Regions from separate parts of the Homo sapiens genome. Here region 1 is linked to region 2. The links are chromatin contacts, found by Hi-C in ENCODE. All regions are on one chromosome and are shown on one strand. The core of a region is the stretch at or near the end of the contact, and the rest is flanking DNA. Distances in the headings are between cores, read along the strand shown.

What was found. A loop is a pair of places that touch in the nucleus more often than their neighbours do. Pooled maps may share reads with other maps.
Region 1: a loop to region 2 is called in a map of heart right ventricle, with 5 times the contacts of the local background. The contact joins the enhancer-like site here to the promoter of ADAMTS15 in region 2. A Hi-C loop is called at or near these places in 20 of 168 maps with a recorded cell type or tissue (Right ventricle myocardium inferior, Right ventricle myocardium superior, aorta and 7 more) and 13 of 50 pooled maps.

What each region holds. Positions count from the first base shown.
Region 1 is chr11:130,652,695-130,655,439 of GRCh38, reverse strand. No RefSeq gene overlaps it. Among named protein-coding and RNA genes, the nearest start is that of MIR8052, 13 kb to the left of the region's middle. Within about 2 kb of position 1,364, at least 16 of the 41 ENCODE cell types and tissues checked have a DNase peak (open chromatin) inside an H3K27ac peak, as active enhancers do; they include heart right ventricle, where a contact is called at or near this core.
Region 2 is chr11:130,446,899-130,450,085 of GRCh38, reverse strand. It overlaps ADAMTS15 (ADAM metallopeptidase with thrombospondin type 1 motif 15), which reads right to left and starts at 1,441. Exons shown (of 8, transcript NM_139055.4): 1 at 156-1,441. The coding sequence starts at 1,112.

The DNA of each region.
Region 1 (2,745 bases), core at 115-2,614, 210 kb before region 2:
GCCTCAGCCAGTGGAGGAAATGTATTTTTCCAGAGAAAACATTTGAGAGGTGGCAGATTGAGAGGCTTAAAGAAGAAATACACATGAATATAAAAGTGAACCTGACAGCCAGGTCGGAGAAGGATGTCTTCCTTGTGAAGGCCCAAGATAAAGTCTCTTTCCTTTGTGTAATAAAATAGGAAGTTCTAAGTACAGTTTCAGGCTTTGTCCTTTTGAGTTGGAATGTTTCCTTCTGAGATCACCACAACTCTTCCATAAGGAACGTCACGTATGTACCACAACCCATTGTGTTGCGTGGGGAAAGGAGTGCTCCTCTGTATTCCTTTCTTGGATCCAGTGGAGAAGTGGGCTGCAGCTCCATAGGCAGGTTTGGATGCTGGGCCATTCACGGCTGTCAACAATAGAGAGGCTTATGACCCTGTAGGCCCCGGAGAAGATATTGCAGAGACATACTCCAAATCTCTTAATTGCCTTATAGTTTATGGAATACTACCATTTGAAGGAAAAGAAGTGGTTGCAACAACACCTGAACTACCTTTTTTAATATTTTCCCCCAAATAGACTATGTGTTCTGATATGGCAAAGACTGCCTGTCTTATTTGTAATGATATCCCCAGCTGTTATTTCAGTGTCTGGTATGTTAGAGGAACTTAGAAAATATGGGATGGATGCATGAATCTAAGTGTTAACCAGAAAATTCTCATACCCTCTAACAAATTTGGACAATGAACACAACAGGGACAGAACATGAAACCCAGGTCTAGCTTTCTAGTTCTAGACCATTTACTCTCCTTGTTAGCTGGGCTTTAGGAAGCAGAATTGGAAGATGAAAAGATGATCCTTCATGCAACTTAGGGACTCTTCCCAGCACATTTTGCTGCATTTCTCTGCCAAACCCTAAAGCCCCAAGACTCCTCTTAGCTCAGTAACACCTGTGCATTTCCTTAAATCCATTTCCAGAGTTGATAAATATACAAGGCAGAACAGAGTGGTGCAGCTCAAGGAAGTAAGCATGAGGATAATGGGTCCCTGTGCCCTGGAAATCTGGCACCAGTGGACTGTGTTAATTAGGTGCAAAGAAGCCATCTGGTCAATTTAGTTTTAATCTCATCAAGTTTTTTGAAAAACATTTGCCAGTGATGGGGCGTGAAGGGAAAATTTAAAAATAGTATAATTAGATGTGATGCCAGGAAGTCCTTGTCACGTGCCATCCAAGAGCAAAGAAGGAAAATGAAGAAGAAATTGCAAATACAATTAAATAAATACACCAAAATAAATGATAACAAAGCCAAGCAGACCTTGGCCTCAGTCCCTGCATTCTTCTAGGCAGTTCACTGCACTCTGTGTGCCGAGTTGCTTGGCAGGCTTTGCTTAGCTGGGCTGGGTTCAGCAGTGCTCAGGAATGTGAGTGGGAAGAGGTCGCCAGGCACCATTGCCCTGGCAGAGTGTCACTGAGTGTCACTGAGAGGGTGGAAGGGGTGGGACTGATATAAACCAGGCAGTGTCCTGCTGTCTGTGCACCCTGTACTGTGCTAGGTGTACCTGACCACCAAGACACAGTTACTCTCCACCTCTCTCCCCCGGGAGGAAAAAAGCTGCAGGGAGCATCTCTAAAGCTGAGCTTGTCTACCTGAATTATTCCATACCTAATGACCACTATTCAGCAAGTGCCTTGCATTCTCTAATCCCTGAAAACGTATGCAAAAAAAAAAAAAAAGTTTTACGTAGATGCCAGATTCTTGCATTTAATGGGGCAGCACCAGGAAGTACTAGAGATCCTTAACTTCAAGAGCAGGGGTCACTTTAAGATCTGCTGCCAGGCCAGGTCCAAATTCACAGCATCAAATCTTCAAAGACGGAACCAAGAGGGATCCCCTCTATTGCTCTACCCAGAAATACATTCAGAACCAAAGCTACCGAGTCAATGGCAAGTTACCAGTTTCTCTCTACTTCTTCTGTTCTGCAGCTGAGGCATTATCTATAGAACGTGTTTCTACAGCACAATAGTGCCAGCCTTAGAGTCCAAAGGCATGGGTCTGTGTCTAGATCCATGACTAGCTGAATCCACTGGCAGGTCACTGAAAGTCTATGAGCTTCAATTTGTTCATATATAAAACAAGATATATTTTCTCACCATTCTAAATGATAAACTGGCAAACATCTGTATGTTAGGTGTTATTATTGTTAAAGCTCTTGGAAACATACTGGAAGTACTCAAAGAAAGTATGTAGCAACTGCTGTGCCCTGGCTCAGTGTCAGGAGCATGAGTTCTGTTGCCTCATTCTGGGTGATTTGCTTCACTTCTCTGAGCTTCTATTGCTTCATCTGTAAAATGAGAGGGTGGGACTAGATTTCATACCAGTCTAGGCTTATCTGAGGCCCCTTACAACACCAGCTTCCCAGTGTACATAAAAGCTCATCTTGGGAAGACTGACTTACAACCCCAAAGACTGTATGCCCATAGCTCAGAATCTCCACATCTAGATGGGGGTTGGCAAACTACAAACTGCTGGGCCAAAGCCAATCCAACTGCCAGTGTTTGTGAATAAAGTTTTATTGAAACACAGCCATGCTCATTCATTTACTGCTGCCTACAGCTGCCCTCATGCTACGACAGCAGTGTAGTAGTTCGGTTAGTAACCACATGAAAGCCAGGCCTAAAATATTTACTGTCTTTCCCTTTATAGAAAGTTCACCATCCCTTGTTGTAGATGGTTGCTGGGTGATTTCAGCAAAAATATCAAA
Region 2 (3,187 bases), core at 192-2,691:
CTCTCCCTGGAAACTCCACAGAGTTGGAGTCGGAAGAGATCAACGAGGTTTAAACTCGGAGGCATTGCACGATACAAAGGGGATTTGGAGCGCTAGGGGAGGTGACCCTAAAGAACGGGACTATCTGGGTGCAAAGTGACGGCAGATCAACTCACCTGCCTGGTGAAGAGGATGGCAGTGTCCCAGTACTCGGGGTGCTTGTCACTCACTTTGTTCAGCTTCTTCTGCCAGGCACAGAAGTTGCGCAGCGTCAGGGCCGCATTGCCGGTGACCTTGGGCCCGGAGTCACGATCTCTAAGAAGCAGCACCTTGACCACAACGATGTTGATGGGGTTGAGGATGCTGGGATGGCGGTAGAGTCGCGCCGCCGTTGCCAGCAGCGTCAGCAGATAATGTTCCAGGTCCGCGCCGTGGAACTTGACCATTGACTCGTCCGCGACCACCAGCGTCTCCACGTACCGCGGGATAGACACGAAACGCTTGGCGCGCCCAGACCTGCGCCGGCTACGACTCTCCCCGAAGCCCGCCCGCCGCGGCTTGTAAGGGTCCAGGGCCCGTAGGATGGCGGGGTTCCAGCCCGAGGCCACCCCGCAGCGAGAGGTGGGGTCTCCGGAAGGCCCGCCCGGAACACCCCGGCGCTGGAGAAGGTGTGCGCCCTGGCTGTTGCGCTGCGCCGCCGGCGCGCTAGCATTGGGCAGCGGGCTAATGACATACTCGGCGCCTCGGTAGCCAAAGGCTCCGCGGAGCCCCCCGCACAGGCTCACAGCAGCGAACGAGTCCGGCTCGGCGTTCACGTCCCCAGAATAGAAGCAGCGTCGCAGGTCTGAAGAGCCCCCGGTGAGCCCCTGGAGGGGGACGCCCAGATGCTCAGTGGAGAAGGCGGGAGCCAAGAACTGAGCATCCGGCGTCAGGTGTAGGTAAAAGTCCTCCTGAAATGCTGTGATCTGAAAAATGAGTCCCTGATCCCCGGAGTCCTCGGGACCCCGCCAGTAGTAGCGGCGGCCGTTAATGTCCGGGTCCAGTCGGATGGGAACGACTACCTCCCGCTCTGGCTCAGAGCCTCCAGCGGTTCGCCCGGCGAAAGCCAGGGTTAGGATGCCCAGCAGAAGCATGGCGCCGGGCAGCGCACCGCCGCGCTGTGGGAAGGGGCTGGGCCGGGCTCTCCGGCCGCTGCCGCGGTCTCCGTGCAGCCCGCACTCTGGAACCGCCAACGCTACGGGACAGCCGGCAGTTCCCAGAAAGGAGAGCCAAGGGAGGGAGACTCCTCCCAGGGCGGCGAGCGTGCACCCGGCAGCCCGCGCTTCCTACCTGTGCCTTTCCAAGCAAAGCGCGCCCTGGGAGCTTAAGTACAATCGCTGTCAAGTGCAAGGACGAAGATTTGCAGCCGAGAACTAGCGGAAGGTGCCGGGCGGCTTCTCGCAACCGCAGCCACTCGCAGCGCAGCAAGCCAGGCGCTGGGCGAGCCTATTAAAGGCCCCCTCCTCTTTGGACGGCCCAGTCAGCGCCCCTCCCCTCACTCCCCTCCCAGCCTCCCAGAGCTCGCTGCCGGAGCCTCCAGGGGCCACCGGAGAACTCGGTCCCGCCTCCAGAGCGGAGAGCCACTTGGCGGGGAGGGAGTGGCATTGAGCTGAGGCAGGAGGCGTGGGCTGGCCCGAGAAACCGGCGCTGAAGTCTCAGTTTGCGTTTTGCTCTTGGTTATGCCCCACTGTCCCGACGCCTCACTCGCTTCTGCCCCCGCGGACAGCGTTCACTCTCTGGGTCTTAGTCTTTTATCTCAGGGCAGATCAGGTCAGCAGCTAGGAATGAAGACCCTTCACTGACCCGTCCCCAGGCCCACCTCATCCCTGCTGTTGCAACATCCCTGCTGTTTCTTAATCACAGAGTCCCCTAAAAGACCCAGAATCAAGAACCACCCCCCCCCCCGCGTAAATGTCCTATTGCCAGAAGAGCAATAGGACAGGGGCATGGGAGCCCTCTGGAACCCAAGACCGCCTAGCCCCAAGGTCTGCCCTGGGCCCATGGTGTGCTGGATGGGCTGGGGCAAACTCTTCAGTTCTCAGGAATCTTGCCAGCCAGCTGTTAATCACGGACATTATTAAAAATTAAACTAAACACACTTACAATTAAACAAAGTGTATATATATATATGCACACACACACACATACATATATATACACATACATATATATATATACATACACACACACACACACACACACACATATATATATATATTTTTTTTTTTTTGAGACGGAGTTTTGCTCTTGTTGCCCAGGCTGGAGTGCAATGACGCGATCTCAGCTCACCGCAAACTCCGCCTTCCGGGTTCAAGCCATTCTCCTGTCTCAGCCTCCCAAGTAGCTGGAATTACAGGCATGCACCACCACGCCCAGCTAATTTTGTATTTTTAGTAAAGACAGGGTTTCTCCATGTTGGTCAGGCTGGTCTCGAACTACCGACCTCGGGTGATCCTCCTACCTTGGTTTCCTACCTCCTACCTTGGTCTCCTGAGTAACTGCGACCACAGACACACGACACCACGCTAGGCCAATTTGTGTGTGTGTGTGTGTGTGTGTGTGTGTGTGTGTGTGTGTGTGTGTATTTTTGGTAGAGACTGGGTTTCGCCGTGTTGCCCAGGCTGGTCTTGAACTCCTGAGCTCAAGCAATCCACCCACCTCGGCCTCCCGGTGCGGGGACTACAGGCGTGAGCCACCATGCCTAGCCACAAAGTACATTTTTAAAAGGTAATAAATACTCAAAACCCGTCGCTTCCTAAGTATTTGATAATTACTTATGGTCTTGAGCCACCAGAACCGCCAACCCTCTGAGACAGCAACTCCCAGAAAAGAGTGCAGAATGGGGTGGAAATGTGAGGGAAATATTAAATGGTGTGCTGCCCTGCATCTCCCCAGTCAGGGACATCACAATGGCTTGAAATAGGTCCTGGTAGAAGTATTTACACCACCTGAATAAGCAAATCAGAGCTGGGGTTGGGGGCAGGAAGATGAGCCCTTGTACACAGCTACCTGCCTGGCAGGGATGTGGAGATCAGGTTCTGGGGCTGCAGTTACAAGAGGAAGAGGCTGTCTTCCAGCAAACAGTAGAAAAATCGGGCCAGGCTTCCTCCATGAAATTATCTCATTTGACCCTTGACCAAACCCTGGACTGGGGACTGGCATAGGAGGC